Linked DNA regions of Mus musculus: region 2 is linked to region 1. Evidence: chromatin loops called from intact Hi-C (ENCODE). Cell type or tissue: heart. All regions are shown on one strand. Links, peaks and the distances in the headings refer to the core of each region. The heading gives the core; the rest is flanking DNA.

What was found. A loop is a pair of places that touch in the nucleus more often than their neighbours do. Peaks named below come from ENCODE experiments on the same cell type or tissue, not always from the same donor. Only the 100,000 strongest peaks of a DNase experiment are listed, where the experiment ranks them.
Region 2: it touches region 1 in a loop (6-fold over the local background); 10 of 42 quality-filtered maps call a loop at or near these places.

What each region holds. Positions count from the first base shown.
Region 1 is chr19:44,886,117-44,902,599 of GRCm38, reverse strand. No RefSeq gene overlaps it. Among named protein-coding and RNA genes, the nearest start is that of Slf2, 37 kb to the left of the region's middle. In heart, for the core only: CTCF peaks have their summits at 5,968 (motif pointing left) and 7,129 (motif pointing right); a DNase peak (open chromatin) is centred at 7,129; H3K4me3 peaks cover 535 bases; H3K27ac peaks cover 1,856 bases; H3K27me3 peaks cover 4,143 bases.
Region 2 is chr19:44,648,194-44,664,676 of GRCm38, reverse strand. No RefSeq gene overlaps it. Among named protein-coding and RNA genes, the nearest start is that of Gm41854, 16 kb to the left of the region's middle. In heart, for the core only: a CTCF peak has its summit at 8,798; no DNase peak of the experiment used is centred there; H3K27me3 peaks cover 7,587 bases.

The DNA.
Region 1 (16,483 bases), core at 2,891-10,890:
CTGGGAAGCAGCACGGTTGCAGGCACTAAGCAACAGATGGAAATACACAGCCAGCTGACAGGGACTCTGTAGAAGAGTCCTGACTGTGTGGCCTCCCCAGTCTGTCCCCTCCCTCACCCTGGTCTGGACACTCCTGCTCTGTGCCTGGCTGGCCTCCAGTAGGGCGTGACTCCATAGGGCTTGCTCCTCTCCCGCAGCTATGCTGGACCAGTTAAAGTTTATTCTGTAGAAACCTCCACCAAGAAGTCAAAAGATGAGTTTCCTGCTCTTAATAGATAATTTTTATTGGTTTTGCAATAAACGTATGAAATAGAAACAATAGCAATAAACCATCCCAACAAGAAATCGAAAGGCTCAGGCCTCCAAAGCCCTTCCTGCCTCTTCTTAATGAGTCTCTAATTTATAGAGCGGCCAGTGGGCCTACTTTTCTTTCCCGAAGCTTTGCAAAGTCTTCCATCTTGGAGGCCGGGGTGCTCTGGGTCTGGGTAGACTCATTTCCATAGGATTGCTGTAATGAAAGCTGAGACCTAGCAGAGCCAGAAGAGAGGATGTGGCACTGTCCCAGGCTGGATCTAGTCCTGTTTCTTCTGACATAGAGGGCCTCTCCTCTTTGGCTTCATGTTTGTCCCCAGAGAGTAGAATGGGAGAACAATTAAGTTAGGGTAGGAACTCGTATGGAAATAGCCAAGGGCCACAATTTAATTTAAATAAAAATGACATCTATTTAGTTTTTAATGTGTACGTGTGTACACTCACTCATGTACACACACACACACACACACACACACACACACACACACACACACATATATACATCTCTCTCTCTCTCTGTGTGTCTTGAGGAGGTACACAGTGCAGGTGTAGAAGTCAGAGAATAGCTTGTGGGAGTTGGACCTCTTCTACTGTGTGGGTCCTGGGGAGCAAACTCAGGTCATCGGGCTTGGCAGCGGGAGCGGTTACCCAGTGTGCCATCTCTTCAGGCACCACAGTTTAACTTCCAGAGAGCAGAGTGATGGGGGTAGGCATAAAAGACACCCAGAGGCTTAGCCAGGGGTTTTCACCTTTGAAGCCTGTACCTTTTGGAATGTGTAGAATATTTTCAGTTCAAGGTGTGAGTCTCTTCTCTCAAATCAGCATGCTGAACAGCACCAAGAAGAGGAAATATATTGATGTCTTTGTAGCTACTAATGAGACCTCCTCCGGGCATTTTTGGGGGGCGGGTGTGTGTGTGGGGGGTAGCTCAAGCAAGCTGGGAACCCTGGGTCTCTGCCCCACGGGGAGTTTACTTACTGGGTCACTGGCAGTGTCCAATGAGTGATAGCTAAAGTCAGGACTGTTTGCCCTGGGGCCTGAAGCTCAGGGAACAGGTTGCTTGTGTTCCTGATCATGCCTCAGAGGAGGTACAGGCCTCCTCAGGGCTCATGAAGAGAGGAGGGGAGGGGGAAAGGGAGGGAGAAGGAGAGGGAGGGAGGGAGGGAGGGAGCTAAGTGGGGTTTCCAATCCCACCCTTCAGGGACTGGATAGCTCAGGGTCTGGGTGGGTGGGAAAGACCCTGGCAGTCCGTGATGATGAGAGGGCACAGATGGTCTTAACTGGAAATAGTAATGCTTTCATTAATCATGGCTAGATTGATACTCCAAATTCCTTCCTGCTTGTCATCCTCTTCCGGTCCCTTCTTGCACTCTGGGCTCCTTCTGCCATGCTTTTGGGAGGTTGGAGTTGGGGGTGAACCTTTTCCGGGAATCTGTAGCTGCACCCCAGCTCACCCCCCTCACCCCACTTCCCCCCTCCTCAGTGGGCTCGAAGGAAAGACCGCTGACTTTGCAACCCACAGGCCCAGAATGTCCCCATCTATGGCACGCTGTTATGCTTCGAGGACACAGGACTATGAACTCGAAATTGTCTCGCCTTTGTCTCCTCCTGGCAGGTCTTTAGAGCTCGGGGAAACAGTGGAGCGGTACAAATCGCAGTGGCGTGGTAAAGCCCCCCTTACTCCTGATGGGCCTGCCTGACTCATATCCGTTTCCCTGGCAAAAAATAAGTTTTTGTTATTGCTGGCTTGGCAGAAGCACGGAAGAGTGCGCGAGGATCTACTGCCCCATGCATCACTGGCCAAATTGCCTGAGAAATCCCAGCTCCAGAACTTTTCATCGTTGGCTGTGATGTACTGAGCAGAACGGCAGCTCCATTTCCCCAGCGTGGCTCAGCGACGCTGGCACTTAGCAGATCCGCTCTGCTTGCAACTCCCAGCAAATATGGCCTTTCCTCTCCCTTCCCCTCCCCGTGGCCCTTTTTGCCCCTCACCCTTTATCTTTCCCATCCCCCTGTCTGCTCATCAACCCCCTCCCTGCTTCTACCCAACAGAGCCATAGCTGGAGAATCAGGAGGAGGCCCACAATGTCATTTCCCCATCACTCTGCAGACGATTCCACACTAATGTTCTTTTAATGCTGTGATGCTGCACTAATTAATAAGCATCCTGCACAGAGGCCTCGCTCAACTCTCCTCCCCTCTCCTCCTCTCCCCTCCCCGCCCTTCCCCAGCAGCCAAGGAGAAGGCCTCCTGCCTGACATCCTGGCAGGCTGGCAGCAGAGAAAGGATTTCACTCCTCTACCTGAGCTGCCTGATATTGCTATGAGAGATAACTGTATACGAACCAATAATCTAGCCTGACAATCCAATTTACTGACCAATAGCGCACAATCCACCATGTCATCGGCCGTGGGGAGGCCCATAAATTAGTTCCTAGTAATTTATTCTGATCAATAGAATGGGCAAAGTCACTTGTCTCTTTAATCAAAGGCCTCAGAGATGTCAGTGCGGGCTGCTGTGTGGGAGGGAGCCAGGGGGCCGTGGGTTCTTGGCACCACACCCCTCACCCCTAGCTCCCAGAGCCCGGCAGAAAGCCTCTAAATAGGGATGGTATGGGAGCTATCTGTGGTCCGGGCTGCCTATCTCAAGCAGAAACATGCTCTTCAAAGAAGCCAAGGGCAGGGGTGACCCAGATTGTGGTAAACAAGAGTTGTGCTGACTCAAAGGACATCATATCTCTTTGGAATGTTTAGAATCTTCCTCCCTATCACAGGAAGCCCCCAGTCCTTGTACTGGCTGTAAAGAGAAGATTCCCAGGCCGTGGGAATGTGCCTTTCCAAAGCCTGCTATGTAGATATTTTCCCACCAGGCCTTTGGAGGCTTAGCAGGACAGAAAACGAACTCTGAACTTCAGTCTTTCTCTGGGGCACTTTGCATCGAGAGAGGAAATCCACAGAACACAAGTTATCTGCCTTATCTGGCCCTAAGAGAGGTCGAGGTTCACACTCCAGCCCCAGGATGTCACACATTCTTGAGAGGGCTATTACCTGAGACATTCTTACTTGCCTGTTAGAGCAACAGCTTTCAGCGCCCACCCCCCCTCTTGGATAGCTCATGCTGTCATCAGCCAGGAGCCTCAAGCCCCCTCCCCCCCATTCTTTCATGTGAGGTCTAAAAATTTCACAAAGGCATGGGGGAGGGGGAGCACTCTTGTGAAATCTGATCAGTAGGGAGGCTGAGACAGGAGGATTGAGATTAAATATTAATTTATAAAGTAATTCTATATCATTTGATTAAGTTACTAAAGCCTCGTACTCTTCTGAAGTAGATACTGTTATTAGTCCCACTGAGTCAGAGTGTAAACAGCTTGCCCCAGGCCTCACAGCTAGGATCTGGTTGAGCAGGAACTGAAAGCCAAACCCTCTGGCTCTTATCCATCAGGCTAACGTGGAGGCAGAGGGAATTTCCCTCACCCCATCTCTGCAGGGTCAATATTTTAGTCTAGGAAGCAAACTGACAATAAACACCCACGGAAGAGATGCAAATGTATTCCAGGCACAAGAACAAGAGGCAAAGAGAATCTAAGGTTAAAAGAGGGGGCCAGATTGGGTTGGGGAGACTGATGGTTTCAAATATGCAGAACCCACAGGAAAAAAGCCACCCATAGCACCGATGCAACCCCAGCACCCCAGGTATGTGTATGGGGAAGAAACAGGAAGATTGCGGAGGTGTGCTTGTGTGAGCGATTGCCTGCGAGGATGACCATGCACCATGTTCCTGCCTGCGGAGAGCAGCTGAAGACTCTGAAGCAGGTGAAGACATCCAACCCAGAGGCATCAGAGCCCCTGAAATTGAACTACATTTGTGGGTGCTGCAAATTGAACCCTGCAAAAGTAGAAAGCACTCTCCTCTCCTGAGGTAGCTCTCCAGGCCCTCACTGGGGCTTTCTGGCCCCCAGCCCAGCAGTTAGTCTCAGTGAGAGAGAGAGATCCTGTCTCAGGGAGTAAGTTAGAGAGTGATAGAATAGGAGGCCTGTCATTGTCCTCTGTCCCCAGCCCCCTTCACAGGCCCACACACACTGAGTTCCAGGGGACAGAATGGTTTGATGCACACATACTAGTTATTTCTGCCATGGGGCCAGGGTTGGCCTGGGACTTCCTAGGTAGTTTAAGGCATACCTTGAACTCCTGACACTCCTGCCTCTGCCTCCTATATGATAGTATTACAGACATGTGCCACCATGCCCAGCTTACATTTACATAAAATATAATTAGCAAATGAATCCGTAATATGCTTAGAAGAATACTGACACAGAGTAAAGGTTATTTGAAGTGTTTTTGGTATAAACACATTCACAGCGATCAAGGGACAACATTACTGGGACTCTCTGAAGATACAGCAAGTCCTTGAGATGCTCTGCCTCCCCTTCACTCCTTGTCCTCCAAATAGATAAAGAATGGTCAGCCTCTGCTATCTCCCTGGAGTAGAAGAGAAAGTTCAAATGCTTCTCCCAACGTGTATTCCCTCTTCCAGGCCCTGGGGGAGCGCCAGTGCATTGGCCTTGGGGAAAGAGACCAATCTTGCTCTAGAGAGAACAAGCTTGTCCTCCTTGGTGGGAGGGAAGGTCAGCCTGGGGGCTGTGGTGGCTGCAGCGACTTGGCGAAGGACACCATACTCTTTGACATAAGCGGGATGTAGAAGATAGCAGAGTTTTGTAAAGAACCAGGAGTCAAAGGCTGGTTACCTTGGGTCCCCCTTCTAGCTCTGCCACTGACTATGGGACCTTGGCCAAGTCACTTCAGGTCTGACCTTGGTTCTGTATTTGAGGCAGAAAAGAATGGGGGACAAAGACCTTACAAGTCTCCCACCTGACATTGTGGAGTTCTGTGTGAGGCTGTGCAGATCTTTTAGGTTTTCCCTGAGCCTCCTCTATCCTGCCCCACTCCCCGCACCGTAACATCAGCAATACAGGGAAAGCCAGGATGTGTCAGACTATTATAGTCACCAAGTGCAACAGATATCATTTCTGAAACTGGAGTATGGGGAAAACCAATTGCCTTAGGACAGAGGTCCTCTTCTCTTCTCTTCTCTTCTCTTCTCTTCTCTTCTCTTCTCTTCTCTTCTCTTCTCTTCTCTCTCGCTCTCTCGCTTTCTCTTTTTGAGACAGGGTTTGTGTTTCTCTGTGTAGCTCTGGGTATCCTGAACTTGCTCTGTAGACCAGGATGCCTCTGCCTCTGCCTCCTGAGAACTGGGATTAAAGGCGTGCTTCACTACGGCTTGGCTCAGCTGAGGGTTTCTATCTCTGTTATCTTAATTTCGACTTGGATGACTTTGGTTCTGTCAAGGTCAAAGCTGGGGCTTCTGACCTTAGGGAACGTCTGCAGGCCTTCCTGCTAATCCCACTAGTTTTCAAGGATACGCATGCTTCAGGTTCACCGAGGCACAGTGTGGAAACAGCAAAATTCCACGTGAAATTCTAAGCTCCCGTGACTGTCCTTGGATCCTGTTCTGGCCTCCCATCCCCTTTTAACTGAGCTGAGCTGGAGGGCTGGGGTACACAGTCCTTGGTGTGATGGGGCCAGGTTGGAGGCCGGAGGCTAGCCTAGGGTGGCTTCATGGCAGGTGGACACAGTTTCTGGTGAGGAGGAATCTGGCACCCTCTGCTGACCCCGCGGCAGGAGACAGCTGGTCAACCAGGCTAGAGCTGCAGCCATTGGGAAGGGGGAAGGCTGGGGTCTACTACTAAGTGGCAGCTTACTAGTCAAAAGAGCAGTTCCCCTCTCGGAATAGATCATTTTTATTGGTTTTGCAATAAGCTTATGAGACAGGAACAATTGCAATAAACAAACTGAACAAGAAATCGAAAAGATGGCCCCCGAAAGCTGTTACTGAGCCCTTCACACCTTCTCTTAATGAGTCTGTAATTTATAACAAACTCATCACCCCAGCACCTCCAGGGTTCTGCGGCTGGGAACTCATGGCCTTTGCCCGTGTGTGGTTTGTTACTTTTTAGGTGCCCGGGACTTGGTTTAAGAGGTGGTAGGTGTGTCTGGGGAATAGGAGGAGGCACGGGTTCTGGAGTCCCTGGTCAGACCTTGCTCCAGTCATGGCTACCTCTGTCCCTACTTTAGATCTCCGCTGAATGGAGGAGGCTGGCTCCAGGGAACCTACTGACTCCAGCTTTCTGCCTCAGCTCTCTCACCAGCCTTAGGCTGGCGATGGAAGCCAGCTTCCCTTTAGACTTCCAGACTAGTGCTTTGAATGGAAGGCTGTGATAACTGGCAGCTTCCATTGTTCCTAGGGATGAAGCACTGGCAAGGAGCTGAATCTTCTTGTTTCTCAAGGGTAGAGGCTCTGTCAGGACGAAGACATGCCTTCCTGTCTCACTCTGCAACAGGTTAGGGTTGAAAGCAGAGTAAATACTCCCCTGCAGTGTGGACATGGATGGAGAAGCCAGGGCTGGGTCTCTTCTTTCTGGCAAGATTACCTAGGGAAAGCCACATCTACCCGCTCAGCTTCAGCTCCTGGCGCAGTGTCAGGTGGAGGCTACAGAAGGTCACAGTTCTGTCTCTGCCATAGATTGAAGTTCCCTTAAGCACCCACTTTCTCTGGCCCTTTTTGCTATCAAGTGAAGCCTTTCCGCATGGTAGCCTCCAGACCTGTCACCTGAATCTCCAGGAGGTACTTGCCAGCCTCCTGTGTATTTTCTGGCAGCTAAGCATGGGGGAAAGCTTCCAGGGATGGGACCTGTAGTCCTGACCAAGCTCTCCTCTGTACCGGACCAAGTACCTCATTGAGATGCCTGCAATCCTTACGGGTGGCCACAAGATGTCAGTGCCAGGCCATACAAATGGCTCTTGTCCTGCAAAGGCTGGAAGGAAGCAGGGAGATTGGCGCCGACCTCAGCTTCAACTTCTCCCTCTCCAAACTCTTGACTTTGTATCTCTTACATGCTCCTGACTTTTTTGAGCCAGATGGGGAGTGGGGGTGGCTGGGAGGATTGGGGGGGTGGAGGTGAGTTTCTGAGACTCCTTGGCATCTTGCTCTGGGAAAGGTAGGGAGCTTGAGGAAAAGTATTCTTTACCCCACTGTGTGTGTGCGTATCTCTGTGTGTACATTCACACATGCATGTGTGTCTTCAGGCCATCCTAAAAGGTTAAGGAGAATACCAATAATAATTACATATACATATATACATATACATATACATATACATATACATATACATATACATATACATATACATATACATATATATACATACATGTACATATAGCCCATTTAAAAACTAGAACACTTTTTACACTTTTTCATTATATAGAATTGATAACTTTTTGAGAAAATAAACATGCATTTAAACATTTTTTTTTTGCAGCACATTCATGTACTGAACACTAATACCGCACATTAATAGGTACAACGTTTATGTTTTAGTCTACCACTTAAATTAAAAAAAAAAAAAAGAAACCAAACAAAACTCAAAATGCCAGCTTTGGGGTTACCTGTATTTGTGGCTGATGTTTTGAGTATTTGTGTCTGCATAGACAAATTCAGATCTGGAAGGCCTTAGAACTGTTCTTGCTCTAGTTGGCACTGTTGACTTATGCCCATGATCCTATAATCCCTTCACTCAAGAGGCTGAGGCAGGAGGATCACCTGAAGTTTGAGTTCAGCCTGGACTACATAGGGAGCTCCAGGCTAGCCTGGAGTTACATGAGACTTTTTAAAATGGTAGAGAGAGGCCGAGAGGAGTGGGCGAAGAAACGACTCAGTCAAACCTCTATTGGTGGGGAAATAGGTCTGCAACGGAGCTGTCCGGTGGAGTTGGCTCCCCTGCCTTCACCTCAGCATATGAGCGTCTGTCCAGATGCCTTGGTCTTCCCAGTTTTCTTCTTAGGAAGGTCTCCAATTTCCCATCAACCAGCAGCTTTCTGAACAACATCAGAAGGAAACACAAAGAAGGCAGAGATAGAAGAAAGAGAAGGAAGACAAGGCCGTACTGTGTGGGTATTTGCCATCTTGGTGTCTCTCCCTTATCAGAAGTGGATGCCTCTGAGGGAGTGTGTCTCCCTGCAGCAGATCTGCCTGTGTTTGAGTGAGTCTGAGACCCCGTGTGAGTGTCCCCCTCAGAGCCAAGGACTCCTTAAGAAGGTTTCTGTGCTTTGGGCTGGCACTGTGGGAGCCAAGGTGTATCCAGGGCTGGTGTGCATGCCTGAACGTGATGGAGTAACCGTGAGGGGAGGCTGCCCCCTCTCCAGCTTCTTTGCCCCCACCAGACTGTCCTCTCACAACCCCAAGGGTTTTGATGTCCCTGCCCCAGTGGCAATGAAATCCTTTATCGGTTGAGGCACCAGCCCCCGTGTTGGGATCTCAAGGTTCCTGTCGGTTCCATCCATCTTCCGGGGCCTCCCGGTATTAGCATTGATCTACAGGGGAAATGGAGAGTGCGGCTGGGTTATTACGCACCCGCCCGCCTTCCCTGGGCTGTGATTGAGTGCACACAGAGAATTTTTGAAACATGGCCACCCTAACTTATTCTGTCTTCCTGCCAATAGCGTGGCGTGGGTCCAAATTACGGGTCGATACCAGCTGATCTTTTTATGTTAAACTGTGATGACGTTGCTTCTGTGTGGAGATGGGATTAGGCCCTGGGCCCTCATTTAATGGAGAACTTTTGGGGTGGGAGAGGGGGGAAATCCCAGAGTGGGCAAGGGGAGTGGTCAGCGAGGCATAATGTTGGGCGGGGTGGCCGAGGGCACACAGTTAAGCGGTCTGCGCAGGCTTGGCTCTGGGCCTGGACTGCTCGCATGCTTGAGGAGCATCGGAGCCAGCAGCCCCAAGGCCCCTAGGCTCCCTGCTCCTGCTTAGTTTCTTCCCTCGTGGTCCTCTCCATGCCAGGGACCCTCAGCTCCCCCGTCAGACCTTGCAGGCCAGTCAGCCAGTCTGCCCCTACAGAGGCCCCTCCTTGCTCCCCTCCAAGGATAGAATTCCATTTCCCTCCAGCCCTTTCCACTCTTCTTCCCCACCCCCACATCTACACACCTGCACCATCAAACGGGTTTGTCTTTAACCTCCAAACAGGGAACTTTAATTAAAGAGACAGTGACCCCTTTTATGAGTTTGGCCGAGTTGGGTTTCAGGGCCCTTGTCACTAGCGGCTCACATAACGCTAACAAAAGCTTGCAGGCCCCAAGAGGAACTGTCTCCCTTATGGACACTGTGGTGGGGGCACAGGGTAGTTATGGGGGGGCATGGGAAGAGGGAGCCATCTTAGGGTCAGGAGCCCCAGTGACTGAATCTGTGAGATTGGAGTTGAAGGAGAACGGGCTAGGATCCCCAAAGGGGAACATGGACTGTGTAATTCCTTTGGAGCTTGATCGCACAAAAGGACACCATGTGGATCCTAGCACTATGCTGGGAGCTCCTTGTGTCATGGATCAACTTCCAGCAGGGCCTCCTGTCGGTGTCCAGGGCTCTTAGATCATGTACTTGTGTTGTCTTACTCTCTCGTGCTACAAAACTGGAAATAATTTCCCAGGAGAATAGGCTGGCTAGAATTCACTCTGAAGAATAGCCATTTTTTTCTTACATATTTAAGGAAAAGTGACTTTATGATAAGACGTGATTGCTAATAACTATAATAACACACCACTCAGCACACAGCAGAGAATGTGAATTCTGCTCTGTGTCTGGAGGTTCCAATGCTGATAGCACGCACACACACACACACACACACACACACACACACACACACACACACCACTAGATAGGGAGTTGTTCAATTCTGAGCCTACATGTGCCTGTGGTTCACTATCTCACCCCCATGTCCCCTAAAGACCCCCGAGTGCAGGCCACTGCTCTTGGGCTGCTGTTATGAGTTCAGGCCCTTATCTTATGTTTAATCGCCTCTCGACTGTTGATTTTTAACCAAGGGCTTTCCCAGGTCCTGTAAGGGATGTTTGTTCACCCTTTGATCTGCTTCTTTGATATCCTTTGTGAAGTCTTTAACCTGGAGCGGGTGCCCAGCCCGCCACACTTATTCATTCAACAAACTTGGGCTGTTAAAAGGAACCAGCGCATAATTGATGATTTCCGTAAGGGAGGGTTTTCCCAAAGTAGGGTACACTCCCATTAACCAGAGGCTGATAAATTTCTAGTTATCTGCCTAGAGAATTAGTCACCTAAATGGCTTGATCCAGGGCTAAGCCCAGAGTAGATTTGTGGGGGAGAGACTCCCCACTCCTCACATTTTTTTGCACCATGGTTCCCTGGCTGATCTTGTGACACATGGTCTGGCCAGACAAAGACACTTAGGGGATATATGGGGACAACATTGAGGAATCAACTGATGTAGATACAAAAGTGTGTGTGTGTGTGTGTGTGTGTAGACGACACACAAACTAATACTAACAACATCCTTATGTTCGTTCCTATCAGAGGTTTGCCCCCGTGCACACTCAACATAACCTACCCACGTGAGCGGCGTGTCCATGCGTGCGGCAGGGAGCGCACACACCCACAGAGAGAGGTCACAGCCTCTTCCCAGCTCTCTGAAGGAGGGATCTGGAGGCCAGAAGGGTCGGGCCATAATTGGGTTTGGCATTTCCTACCTCCGCTGCCCGGGAAGCTCTCTCTGTTTCATCCACAGCCTGATCAACCCCTGTCATGTGCCTTTCCACATGGACGCCCCCGACCCCCCAACTCAACATGCTCTTGGAAACTTCGTTAGTACCATTAATCTGCTGACCCAGGCAATTCACCGTCTCTTCCTGCTACTCAGCTTCACCCCTCCCCGGACAACTCCTGACCAGGCAGAAATCCTCTCTCATTCAATCCACCCCTCTGCTGCTTAGCTTGTCCTACTGTCACATCGCCACTCCTGTCCTGTAAGCCTTTCCCAAATGTGGCATTTTGTCTGTCTAGTTCATGTTTGCCACCACTACCTAGAAGCAGAATGGGTCCCGTAAAGTTGCCCCTTAAAGCCAAGGGAGTGGGGTCAGACTCTGGCTGTTAGGAACCATACATGGGAAAACCTACCATGGATGGCATGTTTGCAATATTAATGTTGTGGTTGGGCTAGACACCTTTACACAGCTTATTCAGGACCTAAGAGGAAGACTCAAATTCCTCCACATCTTTTAAAATTGCTACTACTGACATTGTTTTTGAGGCAGGGTTTTATGTAGCCCAGGCTACTCTCAAACGCACTGTGTAGCTGAGGACCTTGACTTTCTAATCCTCCTCCCTCCAGCTGCTGAGTCCAAGGATCTCAGGAATATGCCACCACATCTGGGTCTACCACATCTGGGTCTATTCCCTGCTGCCAATGGAACCTGGGCTTCCCGCATGCTAGGCAGCCAGCCACTCCACTGATTGAGCCACACCCCAAGCCCTTGTCTGTTTTTGTTTTATATACATTTATTTATTTTGTGTGTTTGCCTCTGTGTGTGCCACTGTGCACATGTGGAGGTCAGAGGACAACTTGCAGGAGCCAGTCTTCTTCTAGCCCATGACAGGCTCTGGGGATCAAAATCAGGTTGTCAAGCTTAGTGGTTAGTGCCTTTACCCGATGAGCCATCTCCCTAGCCCCTGGATTGGTTTGGTTTGGTTTGGTTTGAGACTGGCTATTACTATATAGCCCCAGTTGTCCTGGAAATCACTATATATTCCAGGCCAGCCTCGAGCTCACTATCCTCTCAGTATCCGGTGTGCTAAGATGACTGGTGTGTGCCACTGTGTCTGCCTCTCGTGCCCCCATTTAATGGGGGAGGAAAATAGAGGCTGGGGTAGCTACTTGTTAAGGGATGGTGGAGAAAGATTGGAACCCAGCTCTGCCTGACTCAAGCCATTCTTTCTGTTTTATAGGAAGGAAAGGACCTCCCTGTTCTCAAACTAGGTTCTAGGAACCCCCCCCAAGAAAATTCTTATGTAAAAGGACCCTGGCCCAAGGGCTGTCTTATTTACTCTGTGCCAAGGCTAGGCCTTGAGGCTGAGGAGTGTGTGTGTGTCCCTCCTGTCCTTTTCCTGTCTGCCAAGAAAGGGTCCACGATGTCCAGCCCCTGCTGCGCCCTGGTGCCAAGATACAGAGCCTCCGCCGGGCCCAACCTTACAGGGGATGGATGGTTCTGTTGCTTCTCTGGCCTCTGCGGTTGATGTCCTGGGCCCATTGTCCAGGCAGGAACAAAGACTACGGATTTAAGCCCAGTGACCAGGCAGCTCTACGAAGCAGAAAAGACTGTCCCCCCTCGAAGCTGGGCCCAGCCGTGGGGGGGGGGGGGAGGTAGTTTTAGGAGGGGGACCTGAGAGAAAGAGGACAGGGAACCTTTCAAAGTAACTAATTAAAGGGCCTTTGCCTGCCCCCTCCCCCTGGGTGCCTAATCTCTTTGGGGCAGTAGCCAGACAATGTGCCCGCCACCCTGCCCCCTCACTAGAGTTTTAAAACAAGAGACAACTTGAAGTTAATGAGCGCCACCTGACGGGGGTCCCCTAATGAGAGGGGGCTGTGGGCAGCTCACACATTCTCTGGTTCCATGAATAGCTCCCCTAACCCCCTGAGTTTTATTCATCTAGGGCTAGGGGCAGGGGGCAGAAAGGAAGGGGCCCTGCTCTGTGTGGAACACGTGGATAGTGGTTTGGTCCCGGAAGGAAGGAGGCCCACCTCCCCTCCCCCATGGCCCATGCCCAACTTGGAGGCCGAGTCTTACCAGCCTTTGGCTGATTGCCTTAGGGCCAGCCAGCTCTGTCCCTAGGTCCTTGGTCACTGGCACGGACTGTTTGCTTTTCCAGACAGGACCCTGAGGCAGGGAGAGATGTTTAGGGGCTGCAGGGTAGGTGATAGGTAGAGCCAAGGATCGGGAGTCAAGAGACAACTGGAGGGAGATTGGGAAACCTTCCTTGAACGTTGGATAGTTTCTTGCCCATCCACCTTCCCATATCTGACCTTGTCTCTGAGTCTTTCATCTCTAACATCGCTTGGGCTTCTGCCTTTGATGGCTCTCTTTTCTGCTTCCCTAGAGCCGATCTTCTCTGTAACCAACTGTGGCTCCCCTGTCTCAGCACCTTCTGCTGCCAGCCGAGGTTGTGAGCGGGGAAGCCTCCTTGGTAGGTTCATGGGTCTCACTCTTGTCAGCGCCTAGACAAGGGTGTGCGGCAGACTAGGGCCAAGTTTGAGAACTCTTTGGGGGGACGTCTGGAGAAAAGGGTGACTAGCTCAATCTTTCTATTTTTTTTTTTTTTAACTTCCGAATGCATTTATTTAGACTTTTGGACATCTTAGCATTTCCCTCTGAAAAATGTTCAGAGACGTGCCCCGTCCACCCCACGACCGCCAGTCCAGCCTGCAGAGGGTGATTCCCCCTGCTTTGTAATTCTGAAATAAATAGAATTGGTAGCAATTGAGTGCTGAGTGATGTCAGGGTGGCCCCAGCAGCCTCCAGAGGGGCACAGTGGGGATAGTCTCACGGTGTCTTCTGATGGGCGGCCACTGTGCAGCGTGTGGCCATCCCAGGCTGCCCACAGTTTGTCCAGGAAGTTGTCAAGTGCTGGGGTGCCCTCCTTCAGGCCTTTGCTCTTGTGGGTCTCAGCTACCACTTGGCTGAGGCGGCTGCTGTTGTCAAAGGGGTCTCCGGGCAGGATCTGTCAGTGGTCAAACACGCACTGGTGGAGGCCTGGCCATCAGTGTTGGACCAATGCTCAGCAGTGAAGCCAAAGGACTCATTGACAGGCAGGTATGCCTTGATGATGAACTTGGGGGGACCGGCCACCTGGGACTCCTCAAATACATCGCTACACTTCCTGTTCAGGACACCAATCTTTCTCTTCTTAAACCAACGAACACTCCCTACACTGCCTGCTTATCTGGAACCTGGGGCAGCCTTTACTGGAACTTATGCCGGGACTCAGGATTCGAAGCTCTGAACTCAGATGGAGACTGTGTGAAATGGGGTACAGGGTTCCTAACTTTTACTCTCAGTCAGGGGCTCCTTGGAATTTCCCTCTTCTGTTAGCCAAGGAAGGCAGACGCTGAAGGGGGCAGCATTCTGAAGAACCCAGTGTAGCTTGAAGTGGAAGGGAGGGAGGGACAAGATGGCATGGGGGTCTACAGCCATGGAGCATCATGGACAGAGGTGACTAATTTCCCAGCTATTCATGGTGAAAATACCACATTTCATGCTTTGTTGCTGATTCATAGAAAAAAATCCTATTAAAACCCAGTAGATTATTTATACAGTTTAAACAAATGATGGTCAAACATTTTGCATGTTTTGAAAAGAACCTAGAGCTATAGTAGTCTGCTTGGACCTCGACCATTGTGTGGTAGACTTGTATGCTGGGTGTTCAGATGTTTTCAGTGGGTTGAAGTAAGGGAGAAAGGTTGGCATGGGGAGCGTGCATGGCTGTTCTGTCCAGCAGGGGGCGCCCTCTCCCAGTGTCAACACCCCCTACCTCTACCTCCGTGGATTGGCAATGATTTCATATATCCTTTTTGTTTGGTCATGCCTTCTTTTCAACTCCTGGACCTGATTCGAGTTCATCCACAAGGACTTTGGGTACACCTGACTGGGGCATTGTGGCTGGATTCGTACAACACCAGTACTCCCCGGTACTCACAAGGCTGTGTTGTGTACAAGCGTGTCTCTTGTGTCTCTGTGGAAGTTGTGAATGTGGCCGTGCGTGTGACCCGTGTCTGTTGACTGATGTTATTTCCCCTCATCTTAGTCAAGGTCACAGGTCTCTCTACCTTCCCATAAATCTGGCCTCTGGAACACACATTTGCATGTGTGCATACATGTACACAGGCTATGCCTATGGACAGGGATACTGTTTTTAGAGCAGGTGCAGAGGCTTATGGGGGGCAGGGTGGGCAGAGGTAGGTGGACAGAGAGCTACAGGTCTCCCTTTCTGACAGACATTAGGGACTCCAGTCTGGGGGAAGCATGAATCCTCAGCCCTACTTTAAAGAAGGCTCGCTCGCTCGCTCGCTCGGGAACATCTTGAGGAATGCATTCGAGGTGGAGGTGGTTGAGTCCTTTATCTGGTCAGCCTGGAGGCTCATCGTGGGAACCTACTGTAGAGCCCCAGGAGCTGGGTGAGCAGACTGGAGGGAAAGCTGGCTGCCCCCAGGGCAGGGACAGAACAGTCTTCCAGCAGGTCCCTGTGCTGCCTGTCCCTGCCCACCAGGTGGTCCTGCCTCAGCAGTTTTATTACGCACAGGGAGATAATGCCTGCAGGGACCAGCTTGTTCTGAAGGAGAATGTGCACCCCCACCCTCAACCCCAAGGGCCAGCCTTAGGGGCCAGGCCCGGGCCTTGCTTGCTTTCTGGTCAGATTGCTCTCCAAGGGGCTCAGCAAGGATTACCTCTGAAAAAGCCACTGACACCCTTGGTCCTAGACAGCCCTGCATTGGGGGAAGGGGTGGAAAGAAAAGGGCTGGCGGAGAGAGGTGGGACCAAGGGGAGGGAGGGTAGGTTTCCTTGAAGGAAGACAAGAGAAAGTTTAATTGGGAAGAGGGTGGGGAATCTAAAAACAGTGGCAGATGGAGTGTCTGCCTCTCTGGGCATCCCCAACAGGGACAGGGAAGAGTGGGGGTCACTGAGGGCACCCAGTCTACTGTGAGTGCTCAGTGCTGTTGACAGATGTAGGTGACATGGATTACCTTTTGATTTCTGTTGCTATTTATGGCTGTTTGCAGGACTCTTGTTCCCATGCTAACGGAACAGCCAGGAGTCCAATCAGCTAGCTAGCTAAGGAGCAGGACCTAGCCTAGGGATATTTAATCGGCTCATCATGACCCTCTCTGTGTATCTTCTTCCCTGGCTTGCTTCTCTCTCTCCTTTTCTCTTGTTCTTTCACCCACTTCGCCTTCGTTTTTTTTTGTTTTTTTTTTTTGTTTGTTTTTTTTTTTGGTTTTTTTTTTTTTGAGACAAAGTAAGTTTTGTTATGTAGCATAGACAGTCTTTTAAAAACTCACTATTCTCCTGCCTCAGCCACCAAGTGCTGGTTCACAGGAGTTCTTTACCTAGTCTGGCTTCCTTTTTTGGTTTCCTCTTATGTTTTTGTGGAGCTGGGGACATCGGAGACTCCTGATGACATCCATCAAAGGAGCAGCCCGGCCTGGAGGAGCCAACACTACCCTCGATGTTCTCACAGCCTGCACTTTATTAGAATTTAT
Region 2 (16,483 bases), core at 4,683-12,682, 240 kb after region 1:
TTCATTGGAAGTAGAAGCCAATAGAGGCCAAGCAAAACCCTTTCCAGGAAAGAGAGGACACATGTCCCAGCCAAGGAACCACCCAAACTACTGAGTGGGCTTTGGGAACTGAGAGGGTATATCCGTATCAGGACTGAACCTTCTAACCTCACATATCAGGGTGTGCTGGCTAGTTTTATATCATCTTGACACAAACTGGGGTCACTGGAAAGAAGAGAGCCTTAATTGAGAAAATGTCTCAATAAATTTGGGTCATAGGTAAGCCTGTGGAGCATTTCCTTCATTAGTGATTAATATTTCAGGGCCCCTCCCATTGTGGGTGGTGCTATCCCTGGGCTGGTGGTCCTGGGTTCTGTAAGACAGCAGCCTGAGCAAGCCAAGAACTGTAAGCAGTAAGCAGCGTCCCTCCATGGCCTCCGTACCATCTCCTGCCTCCAGGTTCAGGCCTTGTTTGTGTTCCCATCCTGGGTTCCTTCAGTGATGGGCTGCAATTGGAAACATAAACTAAATAAACCCTATCCTCACCAACTTGCTCTTGGTCATGGTGTTTCGTTGCAGCGATTGAAACTCTAACTAAGACACGGGCTTAGCAAGAGTTGAGTTGCGGGTATCAGCCTGTGTTGGGATTGATCTGCCTCATTGTCTCAGTCCCACAGATTCAGATGTATCCAGATGTCACACTTGCCCCCTACTAGGTATCAAAGCGAGGGCCTTGCTAGGTAAATAAGTGACATTTTGAGTGTTCATGTGTTCCAACTTGTACCAGAGTGCTTACAAGCTTCACACCGGTAATTCTGCCATGGCTATCTATACACTAGATTTATGTGTGTCTTCTGCAAGGGCTCACAATTGACTGGCAAAGCCCTTTCCAGGAAAGAGAGGACCAGACTAAGGCCACCATTTCTGTGGCTTGTCATCATTATGACAACGTGTGACTCAGCGTGCGAATCACCTTCCTGTCAGGCTTGGCATCCTGTGCCTGGAGGTAAGTGGGTAGGATTCTTTCATGACATGGCACGATTCTCCTGCTAAGACCTTAAGGCCATTGGAAGCAAGAAAAGACCACCATACTCTCTAGAGCTATGGAAGGTCACCTGTTATAAGGCTGAGGACCAGGAGACCGACCTCTGAGAACCATACTCAATCCTGAGTCTTGCTCTCATGAGTAGTTAGCTATTCTCACTACCATACTAGTTAGTATGGAGGCTATTCCCATTTCCCAGGAGACATTGAATACAGGCAACTAGCAAGATCGTTCTTGATCTGGAGATGGGAAGGGTGAAAACCTAAAAGGGGGAAGCCAGAGAAGGTAGAGGTACCAAGTTTCACCCATCCCCTGTTCACGGTGGTGGAGAGCCCCTGGGCCACAGCTGGTCTGCTGCTTCTCCCCCAGTGCCAAGTCCCAGTTATCCTGTTCTCGTAGGTTTAGCCTCCCTTCTCTGTCCCCTCCCTACTTTCTCCCTTGCTCTCCCTCTCTCCAACGGGCACATGTCAGAGAACATTATGTGCACCGCGGATTTGCATAATTCAAGAAGCATCAAATTAAATTTGCATAATTCCTTTGATTACACTTGTTATTAAATGTAAGTGACATTGATTTACAAAATGGCCCAATATAAGGTTAATAGCAAATGTCACCTTCCAACAGGGTGAGTGTGTGTGTGTGTGTGTGAGAGAGAGAGAGAGAGAGAGAGAGAGAGAGAGAGAGAGAGAGAGAGAGAGAGCGCATTATGTGTGGCAGGGGCAAAGGATTGCTGAAGGATGGACGGAACTCTTAGCATTTCATTTCTGCCAGGCTCAGTTCCTCTCCTGTCTGCCCATCCTCTGAGCTGCCGCAGGCCCTAGCTTTTCCTCCCCAGGCTCTGAGTCCTGACTTAGAACATCAGTTCATTTTACAGCTCACTGTTTCTCTCCATCTCCTTCAGTGTTGGGTCCTGTAGAGCTAGACTGTTAGTAGATGTGACTGAAGAGAGTCTCTGAGCTGTAGGGTTACTGGTGAGGTGGTTGGGGATCAGAAGCTATGAAGCATGGGACTATTTTGGAATTGTCCCAAAAGATATTAATGCCACAGGGACAGTCATGAGATGAAGACAGTCACTCAGCTCCCAGAGGACTCAGGACATAGAGCAAAGGTTGGGTGGCAGTGTGAATCTGAAGCTTCAGGGGACGGACAGTGGGGACATCTGAGGGTAGTGTGGATGAGGACACCCAAGTTCAAGGCTGTGAGGACTCAGGAGCACAGCAGGAATGCCAGTGGAACACTGGAGATGGGTTCAGAGTTCTATACCCTGGCATCTGTGGCACCAGAGTCTACCTTGAGTATATAGAAGAGGAGCATGGGAGTTTCTTCCTTCAGCAGCCCTTCAGGAAGGTGCATGGCCAAACCTCAGTACCCAGAGAAGGATGAGGACACAGACACCTGGGGACTCTAAGGGACACTCTAAGGGACAGGGGCAACAACAACAACACATGCACACACACACAAAACAGGGACCCTGGCAAGGGTCCTTTGAGGTAAGCTAAAGACTGACCTCTAAACATATCTGAGAGCCAAATTCAACCGCCATTGTCTTGAATGGAGACAGTGTGGGGTGCTCAGGACTGGGGGACTCAAAAGTCCACAGGGACAGGTGTTTAAATTCAGTCACAGTGCCCACATGAGGACACACATACAAGGACCTAAATGTGCATGAACCTGGTAGACACCACAAATAAATACCTAAGACTGCAGGACAGACACAGGTCATATTACCACCCCCACCATATGCATTCACACATCTACAGATGCATACTTGCATATGCCCCAGCCTGACATATGTGAGGATGTGCATGTGGGTGTGGACATGTATAGCCACATCTGAACCTGGAGGCACTTAAAGGGCCGCATCGACTTGGATACCCAAATTATCAATGTGGTTCAAAATGTAGCTTCCTGGTCATCATCAAAGCACAGAGGTGGAAATGAGACACACACACACACACACACACACACACACACACACACACACACAGAGAGAGAGAGAGAGAGAGAGAGAGAGAGAGAGAGAGAGAGAGAGAGAGAGACATACACAGACATACACATACACAGAGAGACATTTACACACTTCTAAATATTTGACAGTGACAAGACATACAGGCATGCTCTACCTCAAGAGGGGTCTTCCCTCATGAACCCCAAGATTCATAGACTCCCAGAGCCTGGGGGACTTGGTGAGGAGTGGCTGAAGGGAGATAATTCTACCCACAGCCATCACCTTTGTGAAAGCAACCGAAGGCTCCCAAGAAGGGGCCCCTGTAACGTCCCTGAAGAGTCTCCCCTGGAGCATCCCTCATCCCAGTCCTCTTGGTGACAGAGCCCCTCCCTCATCTGCAATCTGCTGCAGTGTATGTGTGTGTGCAGGGGCGGGGGCAGGGCTCACCATCCATCCTCTCTCTGGGTGAGGATATCGACAAGGCGGTAACTAATCATTAAACCCACTGGCCCTTTTAAACAAGGGAGTAGAATTATGGTCAGAACTGTTGTGGGCCAGGGACCCTGGCAAGGGTCCTTTGAGGTAGACTAAGGGCTGACCTCTAAGCATACCTGAGAGCCAAGCTCAACCATCATTGTCTCAAGTGGACACAGCATGAGCACTCAGACTGGGGGGACTCACACATCCACAGGGACAGGTATGTGAATGCAGGCACAGCGTTTACATGAGACCATACACACAAGGACCATAGACACAAGTGCAAATACCTTGTAGACACTACAGATAAATGGCTAAGACTGCAGGAAAGACATAGGTCATACCTGCATTTATTTCCACTGCCCAGACTCACCCATCTTCAATACTAAGGGCCTAAATGCTATGTTCAAGGATCATAAGAAATTGGATCTCTCTCTCTCTCTCTCTCTCTCTCTCTCTCTCTCTCTCTCTCTCTCTCTCTCTCTCTCTGTCTGTCTCTCTGTCTCTCTCTCCTCTCTCTTCTCCCTCTCTGTTCCCCCTCTTCCCATCTATCTATCTATCTATCTATCTATCTATCTGTCTGTCTGTCTGTCTGTCTGTCTGTCTATCTATGTATCTATGTATCTATCTATGTATCTATCTAATCTATCTAATCTATCTATCTATCTATCTATCTATCTATCTATCTATCTATCTATCTATCTATCTATCTAATCTCTGTGTCTGTCTGTCTGTCTATCTATCTATCTATCTATCTATCTATCTATCTATCTATCTATCTATCTATCTATCTATCTATCTAATCTCTGTGTCTGTCTGTCTGTCTATCTATCTATCTATCTATCTATCTATCTATCTATCTATCTATCTAATTAATTTACTTATTGAGCTAAAGACTTATTGTATACCTTACAATCATCCTGCCTCAGCCTCCTGAATGATGAGATCACAGGAGTGTGCCGCCATGCCTAGCTTTGGGTTCGAATCTTGCTTCAGCCAGCCATTTCTTAATGCATTACCTTAGTGAACCATTCAGAACTATTTTCTTTATGCAGAGATAAAAACAGCACCTATCCATGGAGCTGTTGATGAATAAGGGGTGATAAATAAGGGGTGCCTGGCTTATATTGGGTGTCATTATTTCCTGTTATAAGTATTTCCCAAATACCATACATGTGCTAGGCTGGCCCAGGTTGGGGGAGGGGTGGGATGAGTGCAATACAGAGATAAACAAGGCAGATATGGTAAGAAGTTCATGAGGACTTCAAGGCAGAGGTGTCAGCCACAGGTCTCATCTATCCCTACTGGGTGCTGTAAGAATTTCTCCCCCTTTTTTGGGCAAAACCCAAATCCCTACTCATGTGCACACACAAGCCCCACCCTCTGCCATTGTGTATTCTGTTTTTGGCTTTTCCTATGTTTCATAGACCAGCCAGGTCCATCCAGGGTGAAGAATGCAGGGGTGCATGCACACAGTAGGTGCACAGGCTCTCCCTTCTTTGTTCTTTGCCCTAGCGGACTCACCTCACATCATCTTGCCCTATCCAGGTGGGGGTACTGCTTGGAAGTAGCCTCCTAGTTAGCAAATCCACAGGCTCCCCTCAATATTTCTTCTCTGCGACCTCTGTGACCTCTGCTGTTTGGCAGCGGGCCCCACCCCTCCTCCTTGAGGCAGTCTCCTTTCTCAGTTTCCATGACATTGCGCCTTCCCATTCATCCCCCAACCTCCCAACTCTCAGGCGCCTGCCTTTCCAGCCTCTTACTGCTTCCCTCTGCTTTCCCCCACCTCTAAACAGAGCTGCGCCTCCCACCCGGATCCTCAAGCCCTTCCCACCCTCCCTGCTTCCTTCTCACCAACTATCAATCACATGCGACCTGTAATCTCCGTGGAACTAAACACCCAGCGGAGACTTCTAACTCACACTCTATCTTCTAGGTGACAGGGTTGGATTTCCACCTGCCTCTTCTGATTGGCACAGCAAACTCACCTCTTTGGAAAACTGAACGTGCTAGTTTCTTTGGCCAGCCTTACTTGAGACCGTCTGACCTGACTATATGCCAGGAGCTTATACTTAGAGAAGCACCCAGCTGTGCCCTTAGACAACTTAGAGTCCAGTAGACTTTCCTCCTCACCCTCAGGTTTCCTCTCACCCCTGCCCTGCTTTCTAATCTGTCCATCTGTCCACACAGCCCTGGGATCATCCAGACACCCCTTTCCCGCTGCCTTCCCACCCTATCATTTATCAGCTCCAATAAAATCACCATTGTCCCAGAAACTCTGGCTCTAATCATGGCCTCTCACTTCTTGACTCTTGAGTGGTCTCTGCAACATCTATTTCCCTCGGCTGTAGTTGGTCCCACTCACCCCTACTAATCAGTCTATTCAACATACAGCTTCTGTCATAAATTGAAGTATACCCCACACACACCACCCTCCCCGCCTTAGCCCAATTTGTTGAAGTCCTAACTCTTGGCACTTTGAGAGTGTTTTGCAGATGTAACTACAGCATAAGTTCAAGTTGAGTCTTACTGTGTGGAATGGCCTTTAGTCCAATAGAGGTCATCGCAGAATGAAGCAAGAGTCTGGTGAAAACACAGATCCAGAGGAAAGATAGCCTTGGGAAGAAGGGTCTGAGATGGGAGAGATGCTGCCACAAGCTGAAGATGCCCTGCCCTTCCAAAAGCTAGAAGATACAGGGAAGGATTCCCACTATGGGCTTCAAGGGAATATGATTCTACAGATACATTCATCTCCATTCCCACCTAGTACTAAGGACTGAAGTCAGGATGTCAACCAGGTTAGGTAAGCCCTCTTCAGCTGAGCTGCACTACAAGCCTTTGAACTCGAAGCCTCTAGAATAAATTCTCTAAATGAGAGGATAAATTCTGTTGTTTCAAGCCACACAGTTTGTGGTACTTTATTACAGTCCAACTTTGAAATACTCAGTGGTTCCCAACGTGAATTACTCTAAATCACTTATGATAATAGCTATTGCTTCAAAGCATTATTTTCCTATGTTATTTCATTCAAATTTCAGCACAGTCTTAAGTAGCTATTTCAATCTCGTCCTGTTTTACTAACCAGGAAACTGAGATACAGTCTAAATAAGTCCTTTGGACCACAGCCCTTGGGCTGAGATCCCAAGCCTGTACTTTCAATCTCTGGCAATTTCATCTCCAGTCCAAACTGGTCACAATTTCTTCTTTTGTCTCTACTTCCAACCCATTTCCTGCTTGTGCTCTCAGCTTTGGCCAAACTCTTTGATCTGTTTGCTGTTTTTCTAAGGATCAGGTCAAGTGCCACCTCAGTAACTGATCACAGGATGAGAAGAGGACCGACCCCCCGCCCCGTAATTCCCTTCTTGCCACATATAACCCTGCGGTGACCGATCTCTGACAGTCCCACACAGCTTGCAGTGTGTGGCATATACCTGGTCTATTTGATACACTGACTGGATGATCCTCCCAGGAAGTCAGCATCACCTTTATCAAACATACAGGCTTTGAGGATCCAGGCTCTTGGGCTAACTGGGCTGAGAACCAAATCTCAGTTAATACATTTGTAAAAGGTGTGTGTGTGTGTGTGTGTGTTAAGAACTCTTTAAAATTAATTAATTGATTTATTTTATGTGCATGAATGTTTTTTCCACATGTATGCCTGTGTAACATTTGTATGCCCGGTGCTCTCAGAGACCAGGAGTGGGTATAGCACCCCCCTGGTACTGCAGTTATAGGTGGTTGTGGGCTGTCACGTAGGTGTTGAGAATCAAACCCATGTCCTCTGGAAGAGTAGTCAGTGCTCTTAACTGCTGAGCCATATCTCTGGCCCTAAAGCTAACAATTCTCACTACATACACTTGTGAGGATTTTCTGGCACTTTGCTGGCAGAGGCCCCTGGAATAGGGGCTCATCTTTTGGAAATAAAAACATGGTCTCAAAGAGAGTCTTCTAATCCTACCCGACCCTGGCAGGCTCTCCTGGTTCTGATATACCAACTGACCTATTGGGGACCAATCTAGGGCCATCTCTGGGCTTCTTCAAGAAGGAACTGAGTGTTGAGCTTTCCCCAGTGACAGCTGGTGAATCTCAGAGACGTGGCATTCATTGGTTAGGAGCCTGCTCTGTATATCCCCGAGGCTCAGGAAGTCTGCTCTTGCTTTCTTGGACTATTTGAACCTAGTTCTGATCACCTGCAGATTCTCCTCCCCTTTCGGTAGATTCCATTCTGTGTTTAAACTAATTCAAAGTGTTTTCCCATTGCTCATAGCCAATTGAGAACTGACTGATGCCCCAAGCAAAGGGTCTAACACAGAGTAGGGCCAAGATACCTCTTAAATATTGAAGAATCTTGAGTGATCTCTTATCCTACAGAGGTTCTCTTTGGGCCTGTCGCAGAGAGGAACAGAAGCCTGGCTGTATTTTCCTTAGGGAAGATAAGGGATGACCTGGCTGGGCCTTGCGCTCCAATCTCTTGCCCTTGACTCCACTGTGAAATTGTAAAATTCTTATTCATACTTCATACTCCCTCCCCCCCCGCAAAAAAAAATAGTGTACGAGCAAAAATGAGGCTGAGCTAAAACCTAGAGACAGGGAGGGTCTTAGGAAACCGAGACAATGGCTTACTAGGGACACATGGAGATGGTAGGTCTTAAAAATGTCTTGTATATAATAAACTTGGGTAGGGGCTCGTTACAAATGATCCAAAACTTGGGATTACTTGGCAGATCTTTCCCTGGTGGGTAGCAGATGTTGGGGGTCGTGCAGAAGTCTCTGTCACCCCAGCTACCCCTCTAAGTTGTGCTCCAAGCATTGCTGGTGCGGACTGGCAACCAAGCCCCACACATCTGTTGGAAAATTCATGGTGGACGCAGCATGGTAGTGGTCTTTCTGCTAAAGTATTAGAAATAATTGTCTATAGAAAACAACAAAATTGGTAGGCTGGCCGGCTCTAGGGGATCTTTGAGCCTGTTTGAAGACTATCTAGAGAAAGTAGACTGTCACCTAACTGGGTGCATACTAGGGAGGATGCATATGGTTGCCTCTGCCTGGCTCTGTGTCCTCATGCCATTATGGGAATTTTGGTGAGCTGAGCCCTTATTCTGCAACTTGTTCAGAAGCTCAGTGTGCTCAGCTTCCGGGGTACAGCTACCCAGGCTCAGAGATCAAGCGAGAGAGTGCTGCCTGCTGCACAGAGCCCCAGGACTAAGAGGGCGGGGTGGCTCCGTCTGCTTCCCATATGGGGACATTGTCTGTCCCTGCCTGAGGGGCCACCTCCCTCCTGCTTCACATTGTCCCTTTGCTGTCTCCTGCTGGTCCAAGCCCCAGCCTGCTTCTTCCCTTTTCATTAGCCTCCTAGTGGTAGCCCCAGGCAGGACACGGGAGTCTGTTAGCGTTTCTCCAGACCTGAAGCCCCATAGCCAGCTCACCCTGGGCTCTTCTCAGTCCAGGGTCTCACCATTGGCACACTCTGTGTGTGTGTGTGTGTGTGTGTGTGTGTGTGTGTGTGTGTGTGTGTTCACGGGACGCCGTGCCAGGAAGGCCTCCGGGTACTCTGATGTCTCTGCTGGACCTGGTTCAGACCCCTCACACCTTTTGTGAAAGCCTCACATTTTCTGTCTCTAAGCTTGATGGGACGGGAGGCTGGGGCTCCGCAGAGTCCTTCAGGACTGGCGGCTGCCACTTAGTGGGAAGCCTAGGCATGAAAGGCCACTCCTAGCACAGGACATTCTCTTTTTAGGGAGATCCCAAGAGTTTGCCTTTAAAGATAATTCTACAAAGCCCCCTGAGATATTCAGAGGAGAATCAATTAATAAGGCACTGCATCCAGGGACACCAACCCAGCAGCCTGGCTTAGTTTTTGCCACATCCCCAGCTTGAAGCCTCACTGCATCAGCTGGACTCTTTACCTTGTCAAGTCAAAGGGCATTGGCTACTATTCTTTTCTTACTTCCATCCCCCACCCGTCTGGTTTTGCATTTGCTGTGTGTTCTAGGCTGGCTCTGGGCTCCCTTTAGCCTCATAATCAGAGTGATTCTCCTTCCTTACCCGCCAAGACCACAGACATGCCCCACTCGCCATATCTGGTTTCCCTTTCTCTAGAGATTCCTCCTCCACCCAACATTTAAGGCCTGGGCCAACACTCCTCTCGTGCAGAGGCTTCCCTCAGTCCCTGCTGTTCCCGGAGTCTTTCCAGGGCTCCTGGCTGACCCCATCTCCATTTCTGATTCTGTGGTTGGGCTGGGATCTGAACACGTGCCCTTCAAACAAGCTCCTAGGTGAAGCTGCTACTGCTGCTCAGAGGTGTGAGGGGCACCTGCTTAGAACATTCCCTAGGGCTCAGGATTCTTAAAGGGCCAGCCTTGGTGTGCAGGAGGCATGGTGAGCCTGCACACATGTGCCATAAACATGCATATACACAGACACACATATACACATATACGCATATACACAGACACACATATACACATAATAAAAGGGGAAATAAAGGGTCTGGAGAGATGGCTTCGCAGTTAAGAACAGGTGTTCTTGCAGAGGACCCGGGACTCGGTGGCACCCATGTGGTGCCTCACAATGCCTATAATTCCAGTTCCTCAAGATTTGACTTCTCTAAGCGTAGTGGGGGCATGCCTTTAATCACAGCACTCATGAGGAAGGTAGATCTGTCTGCTCCAAGCCAGCTGGAGCTATATTATTAGACCCTGTCTTAAAACAATAGCAGCAGCAGCAGCAGCAGCAGCAGCAACAGCAGCAGCAGCAACAACAACAAACAAACAAAAAGAGATTTGACTTCATCTTCTGACCTCCTCAGGCACACATATTGTACATGCAGGCAAAACGCCCCAGTGAATAAAGGTATATATAAACAAAAATTAAAAATAAATCAGACTGGGTGGTTTGTCTCTCAGGCTCCTTGTGTTTGCTGTGGGGTCTCACCATGTTTTCAGCAACTTATACATATTCAACTAATTTACTCTTCATAAGAATCCTATGAGGGAGAAAGTATTATTATTATTACTATTATTATTATCATTATTGTTCCCATTTAATATATAGGAAAACTGAGGTTAAATAACCGGCTCAAAATCACATAGCAGGAATAGCGGGAAGTGGGGGTGTAGCTCATGGGAGAACATTGCTTAACATGCCTGAGACCCTGGGTTCTATCCTGGCACTGACAAGGTGTGCATAAAGCAATAACAGCAATCAGGCATTGTGTACTTACTGCAGGCCAAGCAGGCTTAACCAAGACCATCTGCTTGCCACAGGCCCACAGTTCACACCCCGTGTGTCTTAGTTAAGGTTTTCACGGCAGTGATAAAATACCATGACCAAAAAGCAATGGTTTGTTTCATCTTACAACTCTGGGTTGCACTCCATCACCAAGGGAAGTCATGGCAGAAGTCATGGCAGGATCAAACTCAGGCAGGAACTGAGAGGCAGGAACAGAAGCAGAAGTCAGAAAGGAGTGTTGCTTGCTGCCTTGCTCCCATGCCTCTCCCCAGATCTCTTATTCAATTCAGACCCACTTGTTCAGGGTGGCCTGAACAAGTCCACAGTGGACTGGGTCCATCCACATTAATCATTTATCAAGAAAATGCCAACAGACTTTCCTATGGCCCAATCTTTTGTTTTGTTTTGTTTTGTTTTGTTTTGTTTTGTTTTGTTTTGTTTTGTTTTGTTTTGTTTTGTTTTTTAAGACATTGCTTCTTTGTATAACAGCCCTGGCTATCCTGAAACTCACACTGTAGACCAGCCTGGCCTCCAACTCACAGAAATTTGCCTGCCTCTGCCTCTGCCTCTGCCTCTCTCTGCCTCTCTGCCTCTCTGCCTCTCTGCCTCTCTGCCTCTCTGCCTCTCTGCCTCTGCCTCTCTGCCTCTCTGCCTCTCTGCCTCTGCCTCTGCCTCCAGAGTGCTGGGGTTAAAGGCATACGCCACATGTTCAACCTGTATAGGCCAATCTTATAGAGGCATTTTCTCAAATGAGGGTCCTCTCCTAGATGCCTCTAGTTTAAGTTGACACAAACAAACAAACAAACCCAACCAGAACACCATGCTATTCTTGTTTTCCTGTTGGCAATGCTGAGCAAAGTTAGCACAGGCTTCTGGAGTCATACCTAGAGTAGGTTGGTTTCAGCAAACACAGAACCACTCAAAACCCCCAAGCCTCACTGAATGGATGTGTATGTTCAGTGTGGGGATAGAAGACTTTTTCATGTATTTATCTATCTGCCTGTCTCTGCCCATTCATCTCTCCATCCATCCATCCATCCATCCATCCGTCCATCCATCCATCCATCCATCCATCCATGGGCTCTCAACCCCAAGTTCCTGGAATGGGTTCCCTTGATCCGAGTGACTGTAAAGATCAGTCCATCCAGGTAGGCAGGGAGGGGAGGTCCCACCCCAAAGAGAAGAAGCTTCCCCTTCTTCATTCTTACCTCGTCAGGCTCTGATGGTCATATTCTCAGAAGACAACTTAGCATCTGCTCCCCTCTGACTTTCGGCCCTCACATAGTGGGTCAGAATCTATGTTGGAATCCAGGTTAGTTTATATCATCAAAGGTGATCCCTTTGTGTATCTCCTCTGCTCTTACTTTCGTCTGTGGAGTGTGTTTGTGTGTGTGTGTGTGTGTGTGTGTGTGTGTGTGTGTGTGTGTGCACGGGCACACTCAATCTAGATGTAGACAGGAGAGAAAGTCAAAGGTGTCTGTTGATGCTTCAACGAAGCCAAGACTAGTGGGCCAAGGAATAAAAAAGAACGGAATGGTGTGACTAATAAGTTTCTTTTAGGAATGGGGGCAGAATTACCTGGATCTGCTGGGGTAAGTATTACTTTCTATCTTGAAGAAAAATGTGTGATGTTGATACTGTCTCAGAACAAATAGGCCTGTGACTGATGGGTAGTTTACCGTTTATATAGCTGTTTTCATGTACTTTTGACAGCTCAATCAGGATCCCAACAGTTATAAAAAATGATTTTATTCTAGGAAGTTGCAGGAGGGGAGTGTGTGCCCTTGCCCCTGCCCTGGGCCCACCGGGCACCGCATCTCAGCTTATAGGAAAGACACAGATGTTGACCAGCATGGGGAGTTGAAAAATGCCTGTAGGGACAGGCTGACCCTCTCTGGTAGGGCATGGGGGTGTGTGCTTTTAGGAACTATTTGGCAAGACTAAAGAGGGATACCTGGGAAAGAGGGATATCTCTGGAAATGGGGTGGGGGTGGGGGTCACTGGCATGAATACCAGAAGATAAAGCCATCAAGGATCCAGGAGAGCTGGAATCAGACAAGTATTAGCCTTGAGACCATATGGAGGTTCCCAGCCTGAATGTGGCTCCCCTGTCCTGGGTCCAGCTTGTAACCAAGCCACTCTCTTGGCTGACCCACTACTCTGAGGACAAGAAACAGCTCTGTGGCCCTCTGGGCCCTCAAGTGGTGGCACACAAAATGACAGTGACCAGAGAGAGAAGCTGAAAGGCACCAGACCCGGCTTTTTTACCGCTGGACACACGCTGAGAGGCAGCTTGGGGTGGGGCTCACCTGCTTTGAGGGGATTTTAGTCTGGCAAAGCCCAGATCCCTGTGAAAGGTCAGTCAGAGGCTGACGAGGTGATGACCCTGAGAGACAGGATTTTTCTCAGCTGGGCTTGCAGGCTCTGCTCACACTGGTGTAGGTGACAGGCCCGAGAGGACAGAGCTGGCACTGACCTGTCATCAGAGGTGTCTCCAAACTGACTTACGACGACTGTGCGAGGATTAGGAACATCTCCTAGGAAGTAGCCTCTCAAGGTGTAATGAATCCACCCCATGGGCTCAGGGCAAGGCTATTCATGTATGTATATGGGTGCGTGCATGCATGCCCCGTTCTCTCTCTCTCTCTCTCTCTCTCTCTCTCTCTCTCTCTCTCTCTCTCCCCCCCCCCCCGCTCCCTCTCCCTCTCCCTCTCCCTCTCCCTCTCTCTCTCTCTACCTCCCTCTGTGTGTGTGTGTGTGTGTGTGTGTGTGTGTGTATGTATGTGTGTGTAACTGTGTGGTTGTGTGTCCATTTTCCAGTATGTCCCCCCTAAGCAGGATTGGAGACAGACTACTTGGGTCCAAATCCCTTCCCTTTCACTTCCTAGCCTTGTGGCTTTAGACAAACCTCTTGACCTCTTTGTGCTTCTGTTTCACTTTCAAATCAATACACATTAGGCCAATCTCCAGTGCTGTTGGCAAGATTTAAAGAAATGCCACTGTGTCTGTTTACCACCGTGCTCAGCACTCTGCAGTCCCACACCTGATGGCCATTTGTCCTCTTCCCCTTCCCATCATTCCCAGTGCATCAGCACCGACTACATGCTAGGGAGAACTAAGCATACATTTATTTTAAAAATGCATAGCAAGTAGATCTGAGGACACAGGACAGGCTGACAATCGCGACGTCACCTAACCACCTAACGTGTCCGAAGCGCTTGCTTACTCCAGGCCAGAGTAATTAAACACTCAGTATGGGAAGCTCACTCGTGGCCATCTTTGTCCCTGCGAAGCTTGCAGTTTCAGGGGAGCTTTGTGAGGACTGAGAGGTGACCCGGTGCTGAGGAACACTTGATGCTCATGCATGGGACTGGATGGAGCTTGGGAACCAAGTCCCCCAGCAAGGGGCTCACAACCATGGGGAGCTGATACCCTCTTCTGGCCTCTTCGGCCACCTCCCTCTCTCCCTCTCCCGTCCTCCCCCCTCTCCTCTCCCTCCCCCTCCCCCTCCTCCTCTCCTTCTCCCCTTCCCTTCTCCCCCTTTCCTGTTAGTCTTCAAATGACTCCTATCTAAAGGGGGAGGAAATTGGAACTAGGCTTTAAAGCCAACTGTGGTTCAAACAGGCATAACATAATATATGCCCTTGGTTAAGTTCTACCTAAAAGTACTGTGGGCCTAATAAACCCCCAACCCTGAGTGCCTATCAGTCCCTGGAGCCCCTCTGTTAATTGCGTGGGACTCAGTTTCCAAGCTCCCCCGCAGAGGGAGACTTACGGGACGTTGGGAAGTGTGGATGAGTATATATTCTGTTGGATTATGCAGGGTGGCTGTGCATGTGTGTGGGGGTGCGGGGGTGGGGCTTCGGACAACTCAGGTTAGCACAGATAGAGGTGCTGGAGGCCGCAAGGCTGGCTTCCGGGATGGGTGTCAATGGGCCTGGGCCGCAGCTTTGCCCCAAGGCTGCTCTGCTTGGTGCGGGGAGAGAGAACTGAAGCTGCTCACTTCCCCTTAAACGCCACAGATTAAAGGCCCGCAGTGGGCACGGGCGGGAGGGCGCGTGTCGCTCATGTTACAAATCAATTCATTACCGGCACTCCCGGTCGCCTCCGATCTTCAAGGATCGGGGGTTTGATGAAGAGGATTCATTTCAAGAAATAAACCTTTTAAATTAACCACGAGATGAGGGAGATTTCTTTATTTAAAAAATGCTCAGGCCCCGCCGGCTTTGTTTTCTCTCTCTCTTATTAGTGATGTTATTAATAAGCCCACCCTCCCTCTCAGGGGGGATAGTCCACCCTTGCCTGGGTGGCAGAGCACTGTTAGGGGAGCACCCGCACCCTGGCACAGGCCACCAGGTCTGTCTGCACCACCAGGACTATAGTGTCCAATCACAAGGCTCCCTCCAGGTGCCCCGTTTTGACTCGGGCATGTGGCTGGGCACCTATGAAATGACCTTGGATAAGTCGTTAGCCTTCTCTTCTCTCCGCCGCAAATGAAGACAGTATAATTATTTTCTACAGCTGTCCTTGACTGAGGAGTTCAACCTTTGCATGCTGTCAATGAATGAGCTGAAGGGTCCAAAGAGGCCAGAGAGAGAAATGGCCGAGAGGGCAAAGACACTGGCTGCCAAGCCTGACATAGTTCAACCTCGAGCACCCACATCATGGCAGGAAAAAAAAAACTGAAAGTTGTCCCCTTGACCTGTCCAACAGTCCTGTGGCATGCCACATACATATATGTACATAATACACACATATATACATACATGCAATAAAAAATTTAAAACAAATCGGGCCATGGTGGCACATGCCTTTAATTCTAGCACTCAGGAGGCAGAGGAAGGCAGATTTCTGAGTTCAAGGCCAGATTGGTCTACAGAGTGAGTTCCAGGACAGCCAGGGCTACACAGAGAAACCCTGTCTAAAATAATAATAATAATAATAATAATAATAATAATAATAATAACCTTAAAACAAAATTAAAAATTTTTTTAAAGTAAAAAGACCCCTTCCCACTCCACACCAAAAGGAAAAATGTTTCCCTAACTCTAGAATCCTCTTAGCAGATGCAGTTTTGTCTGCCCAGCCCCCTGCTCTGATCTCAACCTGGACACAGCATCTGAACTTGTGATCACAAGGCAGGCAAGGGGCATGGCTCGTCGGCAGAGCTTTGGCCTAGCATTCCCAAGGTCCTGGGGTCAAGCCCATTACAAGGAAATAAATTACAAAGCACCCTAACCTGTGTTGTCTTGCTAGGTGCGCGCTACTACCTTGGCAGTGCATATATTATTCCTGTTTCATGTGTGGATGGCGAGTCATACCCCAGAACTTCTGCAGGAAACTCACGGGTTTGCCAGTGGGTCATCTGTGGAGGGTGCAGAAGCAGGTGTGTCCAGGGAATGGGCAAGGAGCAAAAGAAGCAAAAATGAATGTGTGGTACCCTGGAGCAGGAAACAATAGAAAGCAGAGATGGAGGGAGCCAGATCCAAAAGTGATAAAGAAAATAGGATCCAGAGTAACAATATGGAGAGGTGTGGACAGCTGTCTCTGTCCATCTGCAGCCACCTGGAGGAGTTGGACCCAAGGAACTTCTATTTCATTTTACTAGTGTCCCGCTTCGGTCTGTCTCAAAGATGCTAGCTGATGAGACCATGTGGCTAGTCCTGCAGGGCCCAGGAAGACGTAAGGATGGGAAGGGACCTGCATAGGCAGGCACTGGCTCCCTTGGGAGGATGTGACCTGCCAGCGAACGACAGAGAAAGCACATGTCCCAGGACTCTGTTCTGCCCTGGTGAGACCTGGCC